2 separate regions of the Mus musculus genome follow, and region 1 is linked to region 2. Evidence: chromatin loops called from intact Hi-C (ENCODE). Cell type or tissue: left cerebral cortex. All regions are shown on one strand. Links, peaks and the distances in the headings refer to the core of each region. The heading gives the core; the rest is flanking DNA.

Region 1 (11,953 bases), core at 1,201-9,200, 1.4 Mb before region 2:
TAAGTTTCATGAGCCTTAATAAACCTCTTCCCCCACTAGAAATTACTTTAACCCAGAGGAAACAGGTACAGAAAAAAGTGGTGTTGTACAAAGAATACATTATAGGACCTGTAGATGCAGCTCAGTTGGTGAAGCAGATGCCTAGCATACATGAAGCCCTGGGCTTATTCTCATAAACCAGGCATGGGGGTGCACATCTGTAATCCCAACACTGGGTATAGAGGCAGGCAGATCAGAAATTCAAGGTCACCCTCCTCTACATAGCAAGTTGAGAGCTACCTACACATGAGTCCCTACAAAACCCAACCCAACCCAACCCAACTCAACCCAACCCAACAGCAACCCAACAGCAAGCCAACACCAAACCAACCCCCAAACAAATGGCGGGGGGGGGGGAAATAAATGATGTGCTATTGCAAATATAGTGAGATGAAAACTTTGTCCTGTTACACTCTTGGAACCTTGGGTGTCCTTGAGCAAGTCTTCCTACTTAAGCTGTCAGTGGGATAAGCAGAGGTGGTTCCTTGGGGGGGGGGGGAGGTCTATTTCTAGTCATTCCAGATACAGAAAACAACCGTACTCCAAAGAACAGAACAGTTCCATCCATGTTCACCTTGGTCAACCAGTGAGTTTATTGATTAAAAGTGAATAATCACCTTTGGAGATGCTAGTCAAACTGTTCTCTTAGGAAAAGTAGAAAGCCATTTGCCAGAGTGGATGGAAATAAAGGTTATTATTTCTTAGAAGAGAATGGAACTCTAAGAAGGTGGATTGTTGGGTTTGGAACACACACACACACACACACACACACACACGCACACGCACACGCACACGCACACACATACACACGGGGTGGAGGGCTGCTCTCTGGATGCTGAGTTTCTTGTGTACTGAGATGCAGATGGGTCAGAACCCACTGCACTGACAGCCCCGATGCTATCTGTTTTGTTATCACTCAGAGCTGGCTTCTGCTGCCGCTGTGGCTGACACCCATAGATTGCTCAGCTCACCTGGGAGTGGATGGTCTCGTATCTGATCCTGCTTTCTGTGTATTGGGGGATGGCAGATGATTTTTAATGTTGAAAAGTCAAACATCATGAACTGTTTCACCCACTGTCAGCTCAGACTGTCCAAATTTCATGTTTGATGATGGGGAGACAGAAGATAAGGACAAATGTGTGCTTTCCGTGGCTCTCAGTTCCCTTCTCGGCCCCCTCAGTTTGACATTTGGTTTCTTTCTGGTCGTATGTGGGCACTCCACGACAGGTGCCCATTACTGTGGGTGTGTGTGTGTCCTGTGTTTCCAGACAGAATCTTTGTCTGAAACTTGCCAGACAAGCCTGGCTGGCTGGTCAGTGAGTCCAGCGATCCGTTTATCTCTGTTTCCCTAGTGCTGAGATTTGGAGTGGGTACCCTCCTGCCCAGTTTTCAGAACATGGGTTCTGAGGCTCAGACTCAGGTCCTCTTGCTTGAATGGCATACAAGGATGACCTTGACCTTCTGAAGTGTCCTGCCCCAAGTGCTGGGATTATAGGCCTGCACCAACCACACCCAATTCATGTGGTGCTGGCGCTCCAACCCAGGGCTTCATGCCTGCTGGATCAGCTCTCAGTCAAGGGACTGCCTGCATCTCTAGTCTTGAACACTGGTTTCCCTCTTAGAATTCAGCATCTCAGAGAAGCAAGATTCAGCTGGTTGAGGCCACACGACTACTTTCTAGCAAGGCAACCGAAAGCAAGAGCACAGGGGACTGACTCCCTTGGCTGCCTGCAGCTTCTAGCACATGGGAACAGTCCCTTAGTTTTATAACGTAGCTCTTGCAAGGGATGCTGTGCTGGGGGCTTCTTTCCACCCAGGTAGGAAGAAGTGTTAGGATGTGAGGGCTGTGCGTTCCGTGAGGAGGAGACTCAAGATCAAAGGCAAAGTTATTACAGGGTTGAGCCGAGAGTCTCAGAGCCGCAGTTTGTGATGGTGAAATGCCTTTGAGAAGGGCCAAGTCCTTCATGTAAAAGCTCCTTTAATCCCTCTGGTTTATGTGGATGTAAGTGCTATTTCCTGATAGAAATATGAGCCCACCTAGTTCCTGGGCTGTGGGTCTTTGCACCCCTGTCAGGCTCCAGGGTCCAATCTGCTGCAGCAACATGGGGCTTAACAGGTGGATCCTCTGAATTCCCATGGAAATCAAGGTCTCCTCCTGGGGCCAGGCTTGTCCAGGTACTGAGTGAGGCCAAAGCAATTATGTGGCCTGTGGCTAAGGTGGCTGCAGGTCACCAGCTAAGTGACACCTGTGGAGAAGTGGCTGCATACAGCAGCTTGCAGCTGAGATACCTCTGTGCCTCAGCCCCAGAGTAAAACTTTGCAAAGGATGTTGGTAAGATGTCCACAAATGTAGAACTTTGAACACCCCCAGGGTCCCCACCTGATTTGTTTTCTGTTGCAAACACACATAAATATATACCACTGGGGATGTCTATCAGGAGGACAGCAGCAGCTGAAGTGTCTTCCTTGCTTAGAACAGGCTCACAGACCCAGTAGAACAAAATGTACACCCCTCCACAGGTGGCCAGCAACTCTTCCATGATCTAACCTTACCACCCTCTGGGCCTGGCCCTCCCCTCTGACTTAGCCTGTGATTCGGCCACCTTGGCTTCTCTCAGTTGCTGGAAGTTTTTCCTGCCTCTTGGTGTTTATTGGGGTTTGCCTTGGACCTGGGGTTGGCAAAGGTCTCTGCTATTCAGATCTCAGCTCACCTGTCACTTGCCTGTCTTTGGAGTTCCAGAGCGCTGCTGCCTGCCTTCTGTTCTGGACTCCCCTCATGTGCTGGCTCTATAATAATTATTCAGACCCTCCACAGTGATGTCCTGTGTCTGGTCAGCTCTACACAGGAGATCTTATAGGTTCTGTAGAGCTTATCTAAGCAACTTGAAGTCCTAGGGCAGTGCTGGGCATGGAGTCTGCTCTGTATGTCAGTGCTCCCTCTGTATGTCCAGTTCCCATGCTCCAGTCTCTCTCCCACAAGCTTGTGTTATATATCTATTTCTATTTCTCTATCTCTCTGTCTCTATCTATCTATCTATCTATCTATCTATCTATCTATCTATCTATCTATCTATCTATCAATTTATCTGTCAATCAATCTATCTACCTACCTATCTTGTGTTATATCGGCATTTGCTGTCAGGAATCAATCTGTGGACCTGGATGTAGCTCAGTTAGTAGTGTGCTTGCCTACCATGTGGGAGGCACTTCCCAGAATTTGATCCCCAGAATTGTGTAAACCAGTTGTAGTGGCTGACAGGCTCTCTTAACAGGTCAAGCATTGCAAACACGGCTCTTGCAGGTCTTGCCCTTCCCTGCTTCCCTCCCACTTGCTTAACTGTTAAATTACATTCCTAGAGAAAGCCCCCAAGGTTTCCCCCCCTTATTTGGCCACTTCCTTGTGCCTAACTTATTCTTGAGACAAAACACCAAGATCTAACTATCAAAATACCAAGGCCCAGCAATCAAAATTCATTATCTGGCTAGATCAGCTCAACTTGTCCAATCCAGTTTTTAACCAACTCACCCTAACACAGACTTCCCCCTTAAAAACTAGAGACACCTGATGCTGCCTTTGTCCGCTAAGAGGTAGACCCTCACACCCACCCAGTGTCCCTCCAGGGTAATCTTCTCCTTTGTGCTGAGAACTTTGTGTCTGGGTGTGTTCCGTGCCTACTCCAAGGCCCCAGTCAGCGGTACTTTCTCTGTAATTCCAGGGAGGTGGGAGGATCGGGAGGGATCAGGGATGTTCTGGGGACTTGGCTCAGAGTTAAGGTGATTGTCCCACAAGCGTGAGGACAAGAATTCAGACTGTAGAACCCACCTAAATGCTGGGTGAGAGGTGCGGCCCATCTGTAATCCTAGCCCTGGCAGGCGGAGACAGTGGATGCCCAGAATAGGCTGTCTGGTGAGAAGAGCCAGGTTGATAAACTCAGTTTGCTGGAGGCTCTGCCTCAGTGAATAAGGTGAAAGGGCCATTGAATTATTCTCAGCACTGACCTTGGGCCTCCTTGTGCACGTGAACATGCACATTCATACATGCACACCCACAGCCTTGTGCACCTACACATATGCAAACATGCATACACATGTGCACACCACACATTAAAAAAATGAAAAAATAAGAAATTATTTTCATCTTTGGCTACATATAGAACTTGAGGTTAGCCTTGGGTCCCTGAGACCCTGATTTACACACACACACACACACACACACACACACACACACACACAGAGAGAGAGAGAGAGAGAGAGAGAGAGAGAGAGAGAGAGAGAGGAGGGGCAGGGACAGAGAGAGACAGAGACAGAGAGAGAGAGACAGAGACAAAGACATAGACAGAGTCAGCGAGAGACTCACAGAGTGATTTATTTGTTTTGTATTTATTCTCTATCTCCTCAAGGCTGTTAGCGGTCTGAGTAATTGGAAGTGCATGTGATCTCATGTGTATTCCTTAGAAGGTGAGAACTGACTGACCCGGACCTCAGCCATGGCTTCCTTTCCTTCCCAGGTCCTGCCTGGTTTCCCACCTGTGTGGTGAAGGTTGAGGCCATTAGAGGTTCTGTTTTCAAAATCACTTAGGGCTGTTAGAACGGAAGATATCAGAAAGAGTTCCAGTGTGACCCCGCAGGCCTGCTTCCGGTTATACCGTTAAGAATGGATCACACTGTGCCGCAGCAGCAGGGTTACAGGAGCCAGAGATCAGATCAGGTGCTGCAGCTGCTTCCAGAAGGGCTGCATAGAAATGGCTACACACACCGTCAAAGGAAGGAAATCCCACCACACGCTGGAACCCGCTAAGTCACGTGGACTTCATGTTACTGTACGAGGGCCCTGGAAGAGCAGAACTCAGAGACAGAGAGAAGAGAGCTTGTCAGAGCTGAGGGGAGGGCGATGGAGAGCTCTTTAAAAGAAAAAGTTCAGTTTTCCAGAGAGAATCAGTCCTGGGAGATGTTTCCCAGTGTGAAGACACTGGACAGTATTAAACAGGGCCCCCTGCAGTGGCAGGTCTGTGTTAGTCCTAGTATTTAGTATGTCTGTGTATGTTTGATGTGCGTGTGGGCACGTGTGACATGGTGTGTGTAGAGTCTGGAGGATGGCTTTGTGGACGCTGTCTCCTTCCACCTCCACATGGGCTCCGGGATCAAACTCCGGGATCCTCGGGTTTGCGTGACTTTGCCCCCTCAGCCATCTCCTCTGCTCTCATGCCAATATTTTAACCACGATAAATTCATTAATGACACAGAGAAAAGGGATATGGATTTCAGAGATCCTGGATTGAAGGGAGTGAGTGAATGTTGACATTTGACCCTGAGCCCCAGAGACTGACAGGACCCCGATGCTCAAGAGCCCTTTTCTGAATAACGTTTAAGTGTCTGTTCCATCTCCAGCGCTAAATGAATCTGGCATGGTGGAGCGCTCTCTTGCCTGTAATCTCAGCACTCAGGAGGTGGAGGCAGGAGAATCATAAGTTCAGGGCAGATGTTCTGTTACATTCAAGGCCAGTCTGGGCTAAATGAGACCTTGTTTAAAAAGTAACATATTAAAAACAAATAAACAAAAATGTGTTTGGTTTAGACTTGGGACATTTGAAATTTGCCTCATTCTTGTAAAGCTTTAACTGTTTGGAGAAAAGTATCCCTCTCCAGGGTCCTCTCCTTAGGGCGTTTTTAATGCTCTCGAATGCTGATGCTTCTCAGACGTGTGTATTCGTTTTCTCTTGGCTTTTATTTTTTTTCTTGCTCTGTAGGTGCATTACTCTAACTGACCACAAGGTGGCAGGACAGGCACTTGGATTTTGCCAGCCACCGTGGTACCTAGAGTTGTTGCGGGGCTTTACGGGTTTGCCTGTAGATGAGGGTGGGGTTTCAGCTCATTTGAATAGTCAAATGGTCCAAGGTAGAACTGGATACATTTAGTGCTTGAAAACCCTTTGAATGACTGGAAGGGAGTGTGTGACAATACAATATCCGGTGATAATTGATGGGTGTTTTAAGTTTAGATTTGTCTGTCCACTTAGGCTTTGCCTGAGAGAAGGAACTCAGTTTATTAAAAATGACTGAGTTTTAAAATATTTGAAAATTTCAACTTTTACAAAAACTTCTTATTGATTCTTTTTGAGTTTCACATCCTGCAGTCCAATCCTACGCATCTCCCTCCATATCTGCCCTCTGCCCTGGCAACCTCCTTGCACAAAGAAAACAAATACCCAAAAAGCAAAGAAAAAAAACCCCAAGCCCCCAACCCTCTTGCCATGATAACAGTGTGTGTCACACAGTCAGTATACCCTTTTGCCAAACACCTTTTCTTGCTAATAAATCACTGGTCTGATTTGAGGCCTCTGGCTTCTGCAGAGGAGCCTCACTAGGACTTTTCTTGAATATCCTGTTGTTGCCTGTATTATGGAGGTCCTGCAGCTTTGGTTTCACAGGACTGGCTCCTTCATGTGTTCTAAGAGCAGTTTGTAGATGGAGTAGATGTTAGGGTGGACCAGTTCAAAGCCCTGGTGTGTGTGTGTGTGTGTGTGTGTGTGTGTGAATGTATGGATGTGAAGGTATGCAGGTCACGGGACATGTGTGGGTCCACCTGGGTTCTGCACTTAGGTCATCAGGCTTGGTGGCAAGTACATTAACTCTCTCACCTGCCCCAGAATAATTTATTTAAAATTTTATACAAATACATATTGTATATTGAGCACATTCCCCTATGCCCTCTTCCCTGTCCCCCTTTCTCCTAGTTAATCTCAGGCCCTAGATGGATTCTCTCCTGCTTTTATGGCTCAGACACAATTTTACATATCTACATAAAATCTAGGAACTACAAATGAAAACTTACGGTTTTTGTTCTTCTGAGACTGGCTTAATTTGCTGAGCAAGCTTCTCTCCAAGTGAGCACATTTCCTGATAATGACGTAACTCTGTTCTCTTCATGGATGAAAAAGAGAGGCATTGTGCACACACACACACACACACACACACACACACACACACACACACACATTTATGGATGGACTTTTAAGCTTTCATACATGCATATGTTATATGGTGAGCATACTGCTCGCATCTCCCACCCCTCTTCCATTCCTCTGTCTGTTAGTCCCCTTTAGCATCGTAGAGAGTTTATTTCTACTTTCATGTCATATATATCTATATATCAACATGTATATATATATATAATCTTAAGCATCTCTGTAAAAATCTAAGACCCATAAATGAGAGAAAACACAGGTATTTGTCTTTCTGAGGCTGACTTAATTGCATTACTATATACATCTCTGACCACACTTAGCTGACTGCAGAGGACGTGACTTCATCATTCTCTATGGTGCAGGCATCCCACTGTGTGGAAAAGCCATAGTTTCCTCACACATTGCCACGTTGCTTGGTCCCATAACTTAGCTTGTGTGCAGACTGCTGCAGTACACATGGGTGTTCAAGTATCCCTGTGATGGGTTGGCTTTGAGTCCTTTGGGGAAAAATGCTCAGGAGTGTGGGACAGCTGGGTCACACTGAGGACATATTGTTATTGTTTTCTGGGAACTATCCATGTTGCTTTTCAGAGTCGCTGTCCTAATCTGCAGTCCTGTTGTGTCATACTAAGAAGTTTAAATTTCATTTTATTCTACACACACGTGAACGCATGTATCCTGGTAGTTGTGTGGTGGTCAGAGGGCAAGTTATAGCCCTTGGTTCTTCTCTCCTTCTATCATGTGGGTCCCAGGGTTCGAATCCAGACTTTCAGGCTTGACTACATGGGCTTCTAGACCCTGAATCACCTTGCTGGTCCATGTTCCACATTTTTAAAGTGGATTTAAAAAAACCCATAATTTAAGTGTGCTGTATGCTTGTGATTCAGGCTACCACACTGGTGCTTTCTGATGATTTAGAGCTCCCGAGGGCACGGGGAGAAATTCAGCACAGCAGGAGGCTCCCAACAGCTCAGGCTGGGGGCAAGGCAGACCTGGCTAGATTCTCTCTCAGTCTCTCAGGAGATGCAGTTCTTGGCACAAGTCCCTCATGCCATCTGAAGCTTGGTCCCTCTTCTGTGGGAAGGGGATATGAATTCCAGCCTTATGGGAAAACAGAAGCAGTCATTCACTCGCTCACTCATTCCTCACCAACAGGATTGTGAGGATAAAGAGACAGTTAGGTACCATTCTGCACAGCAGGGTGGGAAAGAGTTGGGAGGGGCTGTTCTTAGTTCCAGAGGAAAGGTACCATTTGCAAGTGGTGCTCTGCAGGCTGGGAAACAAGGCCAAAGTGGGAGCTAGAGGACACTGATACCCAGCAGGGACTTGAGAGTCTGGACAGTCTAGCGGTGTGGTTTGCAGTAAGCAGAGTTTACTATCAGAGACAATCATCTATCTGCTGGTTCTGTGACCCAGTGGGTAGGGTGCTTGCCATGAATGCACAGAGCCTTGTATTTGACCCACCCAGCACTGAGTTAACTCAGCATGATGACACACATCTGTATTCACAGCATTCAAGACATGGAGGATCAAAAGTTCATGGTCATCGATAGATTATACAGTGAATTGAGACCAGCTTGGACTATAAGAGGCTATGCCTTAAAACGAAATCGAAACAAACTAAAACAAGTATCCAGCAACACAAAACACAACAAGCTATAGAAGGCCTTCCTTTGGAATTCCATGGACCCAGTACTTCTTGGGGAATACAGGCTTGGCTGTGCTGAGCTGAGCTGAGTTGATGTTCATGGGTGAAATGCAGGTCTGAAGTTATAAAATAGACACTTTCTTTAGGGATGGTGTGGCTCATATCCTCCCCACACTGTCTGCTTCCATCCACCCACCTGCCTGGCTTACAAGCCCTGCTCCTGTAGGCAGGAGATTGGCAGCCAAAACTGTAGTGTCTAGAACATTGGCTTACTGTGTGGCTATGATAGCTGTTATTGTCCTTTCTTTCTTAAGGGCTGAGATGGTTCTAAGGCTGTTTAGAAGAATAAAGGAAAATCCAGGGTCCAGTTTACTGGCTAGATGTCATTTGGGGGCACCTTAAAACATTTTTAACAATTTCATGCACATTTATATAGAACTTTGGTAATTTTTATCCCGTTAGTTATCCTCTCTCTCACCTCTCTCCATCCTTTCTCATTTGAGTCTCCCTTTCCAACAAGTATTTTTTTCTTTTTTTCTATTTTCATTTGTGCATGTGTGTGTTTATGTGTGTATGTATGTATCTGGAGTGTATGTGTGTGTATGTGTGTGTGTTTGACCCACTGAGTTTAACTGGAATTGCTTACATGAGTGAGCCTGGGGTAGGAGTTATCTATAGGAGCGACACCCCTCCTCCACTGACCATTAATTACCAATATTCACCCCTTCCCCAGGTAGGGATATGGTCTTGTGTAACCCCTCCATTAGGGGGTCTTCTCGCATAGGTCCTTTTGGCATGGCTGGGGCTCAGAGACTGAGTGAGGCTGGCTAAGTTAGCATTTGCACGCAGGGCTTTGATTCTGAGCCATGCTTGGCTTCTTTCAAAAAGCCCCATGCAAATTCTCTCTAAAGTACCATTTTTTCCCAGACAGAATAGAGAACTATTGTTGGGGGCTGTGAGCCTGGGGTTCTGTGATAATAGCATTTTTACGAAGAAAAATCACTTCCCCATCGTTTGCACAGTTGAGAACATGAAACCTACTATTGAGACATTCTGGTTAAAATGAAGCATTATCTGGTGAGATGGGCCTACCTGTGGGAGTCTGTGGGAAGGCAGGTGAGCAGGGGTTTGCAGGTCCTTTTGGAAATGAGTTGGTAAAAACCATTTGTCCATCCAAAAATGATTAAATGTAATCATAGCTCTGTTGAGAAGCCCTGGCCTCACCTAAGTGGCAGGTAAAAGTGGGTAATTCACCATCTTCAAAAGAGAAGGGCAGAGGAGACCTGTGAGGGGTGGCAAGGGAAGGCAGAGAGGAAGAAAACAAGATTCATGAAGTCTGGTCTAAAGGTGATCAAGCCAGACTCTAGAGTTCCTTTTAGGGGCTTAATTAAGGGTGTTGTCATCTGTAGGTGACTGTGAGTTGTTAGTGTGATTGCACATGTTATTGAACATGGGCCCTTCTGAGTCAGGAGCCAAGAAGTGGGAAGACTGCTGCTGGTAGAGGGGTCTGGGATGAAGGACTTAGAGAGAGGCCACTGTGCTCTTCATTCTTGAACAAAGTGGGGAGCAGGTACTGCCAATTACTCTCCATATTTTCCTCTTTGCTCCACTAACAGTTTTATTTTGAGAACTATTAAGTAACCTCAGATGAAGAGAATAATGTAGCCCAGTGGCTTCCTGCCTGAGAGATCTACTTGGGTATCTTAGAAACTTGAAAAGCTGGTAACCCTTCCCTGACCATTTAAGTCACTAAATCAACATCTTGGAGTAGAAATGTGGTTTCTGTACTTTTGAAGCTCACTGGCTGGTTCCAAGCTACAGAAAGGTTTCCAAAGCACAGACGAGATCTGGGCTCTCCAGCCAGTTTCCCTGGTAGTCAACATTGTCTGGACTGGCTAACTTCAAAGCTTCTATGCTCTGATCTTCAGTTTCCCCATTTTCTTTCCTCTCAGATGACTTTCAGATTAGAACTGAGTTCATGCTATTTCATTCTTAAATTCTTCAATAAAAACCTAAACACATACACATACCACATACCTTACACAATATACACAACACACCCACCGCACACATATCACACACACTGCACATAACATATACAATACACACAATATTCACACAACACACACACACACACACACACACACACACACACACACACACCACACAGCACTCACAACATACATGCATACATACACAACATATACCACACACACAACTCATATAACACACAATATAGACACAACACATCTACCACATACACATACCAAACACACCTCACAACACACACAACATACACAACACATACTATATACACACAACACATACAACATACAACACACATGCATAAACACAACATATACAACATACACAAAACACACACAATATAAACACAACACATATAACATACACACACAATACACATAATGTACAGCAATGCAACACACAACACACATACAACATACACGTATACACATACAACATATATAACACACACAAAACACACACTATATATATAACATACATAACATATACCACATACACACCATACACAATATACATACAACACACACAACACACACATCACACACAACATATACAACACACATACAACACACAAAACATACACAACACACAGATGACACACACAAGACACTCACCACACACATATGCACACATACACCCCCCACCCCCACCCCAGAGGTGATTTCATCTGATGGTTTGTCTTTGGTGTTCAGGTGTTTAAACACTTATTTCTCTCCTTTGCCTTTAATTTATTCCAAAAGGAGAAATAATGTTCCCCTGGCATAATTTTGAGGTGATGGAGTTGGTGAAAGAGCATACTCCTTTTGATGAGTAAGAAATCTTTTTCACTGTCCACTCTTGTGAGTGAGGGGTAGTCACAAAGATATATGAGTTACCTGGCCATTCAATGACTGTTGGTGGTAGGGGCAAGGGGACTCCTGTATGACTGGGTCCTGAGTTAAGTTCTGGGAGATAGATCTGCCTTTATCACTATAATTGTCTACATATCACATGGTAGAGAATCAGGAAATCCTTAGCTGGGCTTGGTGGCTCACATGTTCCTTTGTATTCAGCCCAAGACCCTAGTCCATGTAAAGATGTCACTCATGTTCAGGGTGGATCTTCCACCTCAGTTAAGCCTGTCTGGAAACACTGTCTTGGAGATGCTGTTTATGTGTTTCCATGGTGGTTCTTAATCTCATCAAATTGACAAGATAAACATCACAGCCACACACATCCTTTTTTTAAGGGGTATGGCTGGCCAGTCCTTTGACCA
Region 2 (11,953 bases), core at 1,623-9,622:
TAATCTCTACTTCTATATATAGTCTTTAAGCTTTTACACTTAAGCAAGAACAAACAGTGCCTGTCCTATTAAGCCTGATATATTCTACTTAACATAATGCTCTTCCAGCTCATCCAAATGGATACAGCTGGCTTCATGGATGAATAATAGTCCCCGGGCTGTAGGCAGCATGCTTCTATATTCATCCACCTACGGCCATGATACGGAATTGTGTCTTTGCTGACTGTGAAGAGTATCACAATGAGCCCGAGGATGCATTCCTCTTTGATGGACTGGCTTCCTTTCTTTTGGCTTATAGTCTCAGATCTGGGTCTTTCTAACTCTAGAGTTCTAAGAACTTCCATTTGTTCTCAGAAAGGCTATGCTAACCCACACCCCCATGAATAGCAAATACATGAAAGTTTCTCTTTCTTGAGATCCACATTCTCACATTGTCTTTTCAAAAACAGCATTTCAACTAAAGTGAGGGGCTCTCTCATGACTTCAAGTTCAATTCTCCTAATGATTAGTGACATTGAGGTTTTCCATGTAGTTATTGGTACTTGTATATCTCCAACTAAGAAATGTTTGTTCAGATAATGTGCCATTTCTCAATAGGATTTTTATTTTTCTGATACTAGACTGAGATTCTTATATTTTTGAAATATTAATCCCTTTTTCATGAATACTCTGCAAAATACCTTTCTCCCATTCTGCAGTTCATCTCTTTACTCTGTTGAATTCTCTGCTGTGTAAAAACCATTTAGTTTAATGCAGCTTGATTTATCACTTTTTGCCTTTGTTGTCTGTATTTTGAGGATTATATATATAAAATGTTTACACAGGCCCACAGCCACAAGAATTTAAGTCTTTTTATTTGTATATTCCAGGCTGGTCAGAATGCTTGGGAAACTTTTCTTAAATAGCATGTGCACAGAAGCTAGGCTGGCCCCACTGGGTCCTGCTGCCAGCTGACCAACTCAGGTACCATATGGGCTCTGATCCAGGGCTTTAAGTTGGTCCACCTCAACATCCAAACCATCTGCAAGCTGCTGGAGTACATGAAGGAGTCGGCTCTGCAAAGCCAGAGCTGCAGGACTCTGGCAGCTGCAGAATATCCACAACAAGTCTCAATAATGGTCCAGTATTCATGGTGCTTCAGAGGGCAGAAACCTCGAACCAGATCAGCGAGTCATCACCATGAACATTTGCAATGCAAAGCTATCTGGGCAAAAAGAATACTTATACAGTGATACACACGCTGAGATTTCCAATGCCACTACAACAAATGAATATTCTGTGAAGAGGTGGGAAAGTGAGAGGAATGAAGTGGTGAGCAGTGGAGAAAGGCTGAACTAGAGATGCAACTGTGGTGATAGATGTGAGAAAAGCCTTCAATGGACAGGGAAGCACGTTGTTGCCTCCTACCATTGTTGCAGGTGATGTACAGCTGTCTGGAGCTTGCACTCCGACTCAGCCCGAACATATTACCCCGTTTCTGAACAAGGATAGGATGTCCAGGATGAAGAATGTATCATTTTTTTCTGGATTGGACCTCCTTAAGACACCTCTATGGTCTGTGCTGCCCCTGGAGGCCACTTTGGTATCTGTGGTTCACTGCCCCAGGCTGTGTTGAAGCTGGAGTTCCTGTGGCTATCCATGATTTATGCTGCCTCCAAGGGCCATGTATAGGTTCATGGTTGTACTGTGGCAAAGGGCCTTGTTGATATCCCTGGTCTGTGTTTCCACCATAGACCATGCTGAGGTCCATGGCACATGCTGACACTGGAGATGATGCATAAGTCCATGGTTCATGTTCCAGCTGACGGTAAAGGGTAAGGAAGCTACCTACTTTTGCCACGGTATTGATGTCTTCTAACTCACAGTTGAGAAAGAGGGACATAGGAGGCGTCTGTAACAGCTACCTCCACCTCAACCCCACTCTCCAAAAGTAACAGCTGAGACAGCCACCAAAGAGAACTCTTAAAAACTGTGATATGGATGCTGATGTGTAGCTCTCCACAATTGATGGCAGGGGTGTTGGGAGTCAGGGGATGGGGACTCAGTTTTCTTTCAGGGGCTGGCCAGCAGAAGATTCACCATGCTCCAGTGAATAAGTATTACTCACAAATTAGACTCGTTGGATTTCTTTTTCTTTTTTTTTTCTTCTTTTTTAGGGGTGGGAGGTCACAAGAGTAGGGGACAGACCTGGGAGGACTCTGAAGTGACTGTGCTCAGGGCTCATAATTGGAAATTCATAAATAACCAATACAAAATATTATGAAAAGCTCATGTGCGCAATGCATAATCCCAGCAAACTAGTCTGCAAAGCCTTTAGGAGATCAGGTCTGTGGGAGACAGAATGGTGGCCTCTGAAGATGTTCATTCCTAGTCCTTGGAATCTGTGAATAGGACGCCTTACACAATGAAGTGTGCTGAGCAGATGTGGTGAAGATAAAATCATGCTTCAATGTCTTTCTGAGGCCAATTAACTCACACAGATCCTAGGGAATAGAAGGAAAAGAAGATGTGACCTTGGAAGCAAGGTTCAGAGTAGCACAGAGCTACCATGCCAGCCTTAGCAGTCACCCATAGAATGCTGACTAATCTTTTGGAATGCTTTGGGCTTTGGCAAACTGAGCAACCATTTCATTTCCCAGGATGCAAAGGTTTTAGTCATCATTAAATAATCTTAACGATCCCTTTACTTTGTCTTCACTCTGCAAGATTTCTATAATGTGTGCATTATTCCTGTACATGACATCCCTCACATTTCTTTCAGTCTCAGATTGACCTTTTTATTACTGTTCTAGCCTTCTGAGCCTTCCCTCTGATCGAGTCACCATTGAACCTCATTAGTGAGTTTGTCTTCTCAGTACTTACGTTCTTCACTGACGTCCTTTCTGTTTGGTACACCACTGTATTTTCCACCTCTGAGCTGAAATCCTGCTTGTGTTCTGTTGTACTGACCCCAGTGAACGCCTTTATAATTGTCCACTCCAGTGTCTTCAGGTAGGTTATACGACTCATCACCGTTACTGATGGTTTATAGGTAATTTTTTATGAGTAGTATAATCTATCTCCCTATGGTTACAACCCAGCCTCAGGAGATTGCCTTTACCAGCCAGTCTGGGCAGAGATTCTAATGGACCCTAAAATTCTTTGTGCTACTTCAGCCTGATCTTCTGTTTTTAGCAGCTCCCTGGGCATCTACATTATTCTCTACTCTTCCAGGGCTGTAAATGGTACTGAAGCCAACTCCTCAAATCACATTATCCAATAGTGCATCAGTGGACACTCTTGGTGAATATTTCTAAAGGGGATGAGCTAAAACTTGTGATTTTCTGCCCACTATCTCTGTACTAGGCTGAGTGGAAACACCATGATAGCGGGACACATGCTAGATCAAGTAACTCTTGTTTCCCAATGTTTTCCAAGGGGCTGGAACATTTTTCTTTCTACCACAAGAACAGATAAGACCTTTATGCAACTCTCAGAATAGCTGGGCCTTGGACAGAGACTCTTTCCCTTACAGAAAGAAAACATGGCATCTGGATTGTGTTTCCTCCCAGTATGATCAGGGTTAAGGATTTAAACAACAACAAAAAAGTGTCTTGGATTTCCCCAAAGGCATCTATGCATGCTGGCTTTGTTTATTTGTTTAGTTGTTCATTTGTTTGTTTGTTTGCCCAGCCCAAGGAAGAACAGCCTCTCATCTAATTCCCAAGTTCCCACAGAGGCACCTGACCCTGCATGGCATGTTTTCCTTTTCTGTCCGGAAGTTATTCCTTGACACTACTCTGATCTGAAATATCATCAGTAAAGCAGCAGTGAAGCCAGAATGGTCTGTTATCATTGTAACTAGAAGAAGGAGGATTGGCCTGGGATTCTTTCTGTCCTTTGCTAAAATTCGAATTTGTGGGAAACAGCAAACGACTGTGGGGGGAAACAGAGGAATATACAAAGACAACTGCATCACCTCTTCCTTCCCCAGGTGGGGATGGATGGGTGGCGACATATGGCCAGTCAGATGTGAAGTAGCCATCCGGAAGGAGCACTCCTGAAGCAGCCTGTACTGGCTGGGTCTGTGTGTCAACTTGACACAAACTGGAGTTATCACAGAGAAGGGAGCCTCCCTTGAGAAAATGCCTTCATGCGATACAGCTGTAAGGCATTTTCTCAATTAGTGATCAAGGGTGGGAGGGACCATTGTGGGTGGTGCCATCCCTGGGCTGGTAGTCTTAAGTTCTATAAGAAAGCAAGCTGAGCAAGCCAGGGAAAGCAAGCCAGTAAGTAACATTCCTCCATGGCCTCTACATTAGCTCCTGCTTCCTGCCCTGCTTGAGTTCCAGTCCTGACCTCCCTTAGTGATGAACAGTGTTGGTATTCTCTCTGGACTCCACCCCCACAGTTACCTGGCAACAACAAGGTATGCTTCTCCCCAAGGTTACCTGGCAACAGCCAGGTAGTCCTGGCACTATAAAAGTGGCTGCTTGTTCCCTCTTCTCTCTTACTCCTGCTTCTCTCCCTTGCCTCTTGCCCCCTTGCTCCCCCTCTCTCCCCATGACCTCCCCCCCCATGTGGTCATGGCCTCTATTCTCTACTCTCTCCTTCTCTGCCTTTCTCTGCCTCTGCTACTCTCTTAACTTCCCTCCCTATGCCCTAAATAAACTCTATTCTATACTATACCAGTGTGTCTGGTCCCTCAGGGGAAAGGATGCCTTGGCATGGGCTCACTGAGGCACCCTCTTCCCCCACACCCTGCCAGAACATATTCTTATAGCTCTTTCTCTTTTTATGATCACAACAAACAGCAATGTGGAAATGTAAGCTGAATAAATCCTCTCCTCCCCAACTTGCTTCTTGGTCATGATGTTTGTGCAGGATTAGAAACTCTGACTAAGACACAGCCCAAGTTCCAGGTTTAGCTCCAGCCCTTGCATAAGCTCCACCTACCTCTAGATGCCCCTCTACTAAGTCAGGGGCCTGGAAAGCAGGCATATTCCACCTAGGCTTCTGAAATGCTGGAATTACAGTAGTAGAGCATCACACCCAGCCGGGGAAAGGCTCCTTAAGGTGGGAGTGTGCATTAGGTCCATGCAGTTTAATTCTCAGTTGCCTCCTCCCTCCCTCTCATAGAGAGCAAGGAGACTGCACAAGAACAGATTTCTCGGTATCAGGAAGTGAAAGCAAGGACGGTAGGAGAACCTGGGTGCAGATTACGATCAAACAGCAGACTCGGGCCTGCAAATGCGACATGGGGACCTTCCATTGTATGTGCAAACCGGCAGCCAAGGAAAAAATTCAGGTACTAAATTCCAAGGTTGTAAGCAAAGAAAGAAAGAAAGAAAGAAACTGAAGTGCATGTTGAGTAGGGTCCAGGGCATTTTCCAGATCTGTCTTCATGACTGCCTGTAGCACCTCTAGGTGTGAGTTGCAAGATCTTCTTTCCCCTTTATTTCTCTAATCTTGAGAGAAGTAGCCATCCTCTCGTTCTCTCAGTCCTTTAACAAAGGCATGCCCTCAGGGAACTATTGCCTTAGCATATCACCCATGAACAGTTTAGAGACTGGCTTCTACTTTTAGTTCCTGCCCTGACTTCCAACCCAGGTTTTCCTTAGCATCTCATTATCTCCTTCTCCTCCTCTCTTTTCTGCTTTTATGTGACATCTTACCTTTGTCTGCCTTTGCGTGTTTCTTATTTAATCAATGATTTCATTTTATGATGTTTAGAATACAACTGTAAAGATTCAGTTTTCTTTCTTTTCTTACACACACACAAAACAACTACACATACACACACATGCACACTTACACATGTTCACACACATGCATACACACACATGCTCACACACACATGCACACACCGACACTTGTACACATGCATGGTATGAACACATGCATACATGTCACATGCCCATACATGTTCATGCACACACGCACGAACGCACACACATGTACAAACAGATATGCATACATTCATCCACTCACACACATCTGCTTGCATTCTTCCTACTGAAATTGTAGGAAATGTGAAGAACTATTTTAATAGTTTAATGACCAAACACAATAACTGATGACTAATTTCCTTTTAGTAAATACATAATTAGTCCTGGGCAGTGTTCTCTACGGGAAAATTGCTAACAAAATGGCTTTTTAAAAAAGGACAAAGAAAAACCCTCTTGATCCCGATACTATTCATATCTTAGTTCTGTCTCAGATCTAAAGCTTGGTCCTCCACTTTTGCTCCAGACAAGTTGTGGAAGGGCTGGTTCCCTTAAAATTAATTTCTAATTCTCCAGTGAGCTTTGAGATCACGATTTTGCCTGCACCTTCTTCCTCCAGGTCTGTCCCAATTAGAAGGGAAACTAAATAAAACTGTCACTGTGATTCACCGTCTTCGCGATGATTTCTGTAGTAAATGGATCTTGCTCCTACGCAGCCTCCTCAGGTAAACTTGTGGGGGATGGGGGAGGAGAAACAGTGCCTCCACACTATTCCATGGTTCGCTCATAACTTCAGAATCTTTTAGCCTGTTCTGAGGGCATTTTATGGCTTCTGACCTCCAGGTCTTTTCCCTACAGTAAATGGGGTTTTCTTGACATAAAAATGCCACCTAGTGGCTAAGTGAACGTAACAAGTCTGCTTCAGCTCAAAGAAAGGAAACAGCTCCCACAGCCTGCTTTCTGAAAGGAATATGAGGAGGACGAAAACTGAATAGATAATCAAACTGCAGAAGCAAGGCTGTTTCTTCATTAATTTAATAGAAGACTCTGATCCCTCTTAATACAGGAACAGCTTAGCATTATGCTGTGATACACAAGCTACGTTCTAATATGTATCAGGAAATAGCTGAGCATTATGGAGTAATACTGTTGTGCCACCTAGAACTCTCTAGAAGCCTGTTCTCAAAAACATCAAAAGAAGAGCTGAGGAACATTTTTTTTTTTGCTTCTGTTAGATCCAGAAAGAATCAAAACAAGCCCAGGTATCATTGCCAGGTTGTCTGCACGGCAGCATGTTACTCCTGAGGGAACTTCTCCACACAGTTGCCTCCAAGCCCCAGAAGTTTCTGTCGGCTTCCTGCCTGTCTTCAGAACTCAAGCCCCTCATTTTAAAGAAACACTATATCATCACACGAATTCCTAGGCTTGAGAGAAAGCAGAGACTTGAAGAGGCTTTTTCTTCAGCACAGCTTCGTGTGGGATGTGGAAGGTGTGAGAAACTGTACAGTGCATTTGAGGGTCATGCTGGCTGTGGCATGTATCTGGGCAGTGGTGTAATCTCTCGTTACATCTGTCCCTCACATCGTGCCTTGCAACAAGGCTTGCCACCTCACTTTCTGGCTGAGTACATGAAAGCAGAGAGAAATCAGATGCCACTCTCTGTGTGGCAGAACTACAATTTGAATCTATGGCACAGATTACCACAAGTCGCCTCTTAATGACCAAGGCATGGAGGAGAAACCACACAGAACTCTCCATTTAGGTTCACTAAATGATGGCCTGGGAAATCGGACCTACTCCATACTATTTGCTCTGCCCCCCTCCTCAATCTCTGGAATGTTAGCCCAGCTGCAGGATGGCTGAGAGTACCTTTAAATGAAAGGCCACATGGATTTCCAAATAATTGAGAAGCCTAAGGCTTCTGCCTAGAAATTTTAGCATGTGTACTGTCTTAATCGGGGTTTCTATTCCCACACAAACATCATGACCAAGAAACAAGTTGGGGAGGAAAGGGTTTATTCGGCTTACACTTCCATACTGCTGTTCATCACCAAGGAAGTCAGGACTGGAACTCAAGCAGGTCAGAAAGCAGGAGCTGATTCAGAGGCCATGGAGGGATGTTACTTACTGGCTTGCTTCCCCTGGCTTGCTCAGCCTGCTCTCTTATAGAACCCAAGACTGCGAGCCCAGAGATGGTCCCACCCACAAGGGGCCTTTCCCCCTTGATCACTAATTGAGAAAATGCCTTAAAGTTGGATCTCGTGAAGGAATTTCCTCAACGGAAGCTCCTTTGTGATAACTCCAGCTGTGTCAAGTTGACACAAAACTAGCCAGTACATGTACCTTATAAAGCTTGGCAAGACAATTAGAATTTATCAAATTTGTATCTCTCCACACTGACCACATTTGCACTTCCTTATCACAGACCCTAGGGCCTAAGTAGAGAACATCCAAGCTCCACCCATTGGGGTGGGGAAGAGTGAGGAGGTGGCTCTTTATGTCATTTATCTTCTGCCTCTGAATGCTTTCCAGCATCCCATAGAAGCCTTTAAGACATCTTTCCACCCAAATTGTGTTTTTTTGTTTGTTTGTTTGTTTGTTTGTTTGTTTTGCTACCACCTTTTATTGGGCTCTCTGAGAACTCAGGTTATGGAGCATATTAGAACACGCCCACCTGGCTCATATGGCCTTTCAAACATGGCACGGGTAAGCACAGTAACTCCAATGTGACTCAGATCGAGGGTGAGTTACTAATGACAAGCTTCCTCATCCACCGGTCGAGTTTGGAGAGTGTTGTGATAATCTGTCTGGCTGAACCATTTAGAACTAGATTCTCACTAGAAAAGATGCCAGTTGGTTTATTCCTGTCAGGTACAAAGGAAACTCCAAAAGGCAGTCCAAATATCCAGAGTGAGCTCAACCTGGGCTATAGAAGGGTTTATGGTAGTTAAACAAAAGTCAGCATTCCTTGGGAACTCCTAAAGCTGGTTCCCCTCTACCAAAAGGATTCATTTCCTTTACCTCTGGCAGAAGGGACATATGGCTGCCATCTATGGGCATATCAAAGCACATGCTGGCCTCCAGGCCCCCTTCAGTATCACTGGTACCTGTTCCACTTTTCAAAGTTCATGCTAGCAGACTAGCCCTTCTTACTTCGTCTCCACTAAGCTCCCTCCAGCTGATGGGCTTCCCACCCCACCCGAAAGCCACTCATCCTTACAGCCCTGCTGTGAGTGCTATGTTATCTCTCTGCCCTGCTCCTGTTTCTCCCTCACTGTGTGTGTGTGTGTGTGTGTGTGTGTGTGTTTATTCTCTATCGCTGCTGTTTTCTCCTCTCTTGCAGATAGCCCTGGCCACATCCAGTCTGCTGACCATGTTCAGTCTTCTTTGTCTCTCTGCTCTAGATTTGTCCAGATGGCTCTGGCTGTTCTCTATCTCTTATCTTCAATGAGAGCCATTTCATGGGACTTTCATGTCATCTGTTTACACAATTACTTCTAGAGCTGTAACTAAACAGACAGCTGAAGTCTGTCAAGCAGCAGTAACTGAGGGACCTGTTATGAGAGTTGTGAAAATTAAAGTTGGCACATTAGTTGGCTGAATCTGGGAACCAGGTATCTAGGAATTCCATTTCAGATTCTATCCTAGGGAAATGTCCCAGATTTCAGTGCAAATAAGAGGCTGTGGGTTTCTTTATGATACATATTGTAATTATGCCTTTATCCTAGCAAACACATAAGTGGATGCTCACAGTCAGCTATTGGATGGATCACAGGGCCCCCAATGGAGGAGCTAGAGAAAGTAACCAAGAAGCTAAAGAGATCTGCAACCCTATAGGTTGAACAACAATATGAACTAACCAGTACCCCGGAGCTCTTGACTCTAGCTGCATATGTATCAAAAGATGGCCTAGTAAGCCATCACTGGAAAGAGAGGCCCATTGGACACACAAACTTTATATGCCCCAGTACAGGGGAACGCCAGGGCCAAAAAGTGGGAATGGGTGGGTAGAGGAGTGGGGGGGAGGGTATGGGGGACTTTTGGGATAGCATTGGAATAATTGAGGAAAATACATAATAAAAGAAAAAAAGAAAAAAATAATAAAAAAACAAAAAAAAACCCCACTTTTTAAAAATTTATTTTTGCCTATTTACTTCAGAGAGAGAGAGAGAGAGAAGGCATGGAGTTGGATAGGTGGGGAGGTAGGGAAGAGACAAGGAGAGAAAATCATCTTCATTCTATATTATATGAAAAATATTTTCAATTTTTCAAATAGGAAGAAAAAAATCAAAATGGAACTGTGGCTTCCTGACAGCCTGATAAGATGTGAGGAGGTTAGGGAGGGGAGCAGCTACTCCCTGGAAGGACACCTGAAATCTCCTTTATTGTGCATTTTTCCTGTGACAAGTGCCACCTTCATAGAAGAGGTACCCTGTTAGGAAGTGGTCTTTGATTTGAAACAGTTTCTTTTATCTGCTTATCTCTTTGTGATTTAAATTGGCTGCTAGCACTGAAGCTGCAAATGAGTGCAGTTAATGAATGATTAATGACAGCCTAAGTCAGTCCCCAGAGGTATCTCTAAGCTGAGTCACAAGAATTCACACTTTCAAGTGACCAGCATGCATCCCTGATCAAGCTCATGGATGCACTGGGCCTTCACAGAAAAGATAGCTCTGTGTTATATCATATTTAAAACACAAAATAAACAAACTTAGAAGACTTTTTAGGACTAGATATGCATTAAGGTTCATTATAAAGAGCTATGTGACTGAGCGGGTGGGGTGACATAGATAGGATATCTGGTCTGTGCCTGTGGATCTGTAAATTCTTAAGAATCCAAAAGCCATGAAATATGCTTCCAGAAAAATTTTTAAGATACATTTATCCTTGGGCAATGGAATAGCACACCTTTCGGAAAGCTTGTGAGATCTAAGTTCTGAGCACAAACCTGTAAAAATATATCATGTTAAGTTAAAAAATACTGATAATAGGGTACAAGTGTGATGGTTTGGTCTTATGTAAAATATGAAGGGTCATATTTCTTGAACAGGCTTATAATACAGAATATAGAATGAGAATAAAGGACAGCTTCTTTCTTAGTGGTGATCCTGAGGAAAATTCTCAGCCTATGAAGGAAGAATTCCATCCACTGGCCCCAGCTAATTATATTGTCCATATTTGACTTTAAATATGTACAACTATGTGTTAATGTACAATTGAAACAGTTGGTAAATACTTAAAATTCCTAAAGCCATGGACTTCAGCTGTCTTCATCTCTAATCAACATCAGAGCCCTTAAGTGTTAAGACGCAAAAGATAAAATGTCTTTTCATCAAGACATGAGCTTTGTGCAAGACAATTTGAACTCAGAGTTAGTTATTTCATGAGAGAGAAAGGCAGTGCAGAGGTTTCTCTGTCTTATATTCTTGCTAAGGCCACATTAGGTTTGGCTAGAATTCAATCTCCTTTAGTGAAAAATTACCCAACTCTGTTGTTATTCTAAGAAACTGAGGTCAAGCTACTCCAGCTAGTTAATCTATGTTTCTGTTAAACTGACTGCTAGTGCTGACTCCCCCCTTCAACTAACTGCTTATCTTAGCTTCTGTTAAATTGCTTGCTTGTGTAAAACTTCCCCCTGCAGCTGCTGTTCAAGATAACCCAATGCATGTTTTGCCTTTACAAGCCCTCTCAACATTCAGGGCTATATATGAGTCCTGAATGCCTGAGTAAAAGTCCCAGCAAGCTGGAATAAAGATTTGCAATTGACTATAGATTGTGTGAGTAGTCTCTGGTAGAACCCCACTAACAACTGATTATGGTACTGTTCCATTCCAAATCATTGCGCAAATACAGAGTAAGAATTCACAAGCACAACAGGCTTAACACTGCAGATTGTTGGATTCAGAAATCAGACCTGTATTTTATAACTGTATTAGTTAGCATTATCAAAAGAAACAAAACCTACTATATGTGAGTAGAAGAGTTCATGTATGTGTGAGTGCATAGATGTCTACTTATACATGCATGTATTGTGAAATAAAACAGTAAAAAGAAAGAGAAATATGCATGATTACAGGCAGACCTACAAAATTTGTGAAATTTCTGAGTCTGTAGTTGCTGGGCTTGATACTTAAAAAGAAGATATATTTCTTGTCTATTCCCAAGGCAAAAAAGCCAATGCCTCATATCAAACAAACAAACAAAAACCAGAAGAATTGTCTCTTATCTAGGGGAGTGCTAAGGTTTTG

The links. Peaks named below come from ENCODE experiments on the same cell type or tissue, not always from the same donor. Only the 100,000 strongest peaks of a DNase experiment are listed, where the experiment ranks them.
Region 1: a loop joins it to region 2, with 2.8 times the contacts of the local background. A loop is called at or near these places in 2 of 42 quality-filtered maps.

Annotation. Positions count from the first base shown.
Region 1 is chr1:128,869,642-128,881,594 of GRCm38, forward strand. No RefSeq gene overlaps it. Among named protein-coding and RNA genes, the nearest start is that of Gm23056, 10 kb to the right of the region's middle. In left cerebral cortex, for the core only: a CTCF peak has its summit at 5,804 (motif pointing right); DNase peaks (open chromatin) are centred at 5,819 and 8,846.
Region 2 is chr1:130,268,071-130,280,023 of GRCm38, forward strand. No RefSeq gene overlaps it. Among named protein-coding and RNA genes, the nearest start is that of Gm41951, 28 kb to the right of the region's middle. In left cerebral cortex, for the core only: a CTCF peak has its summit at 6,605 (motif pointing left); DNase peaks (open chromatin) are centred at 4,918 and 6,524.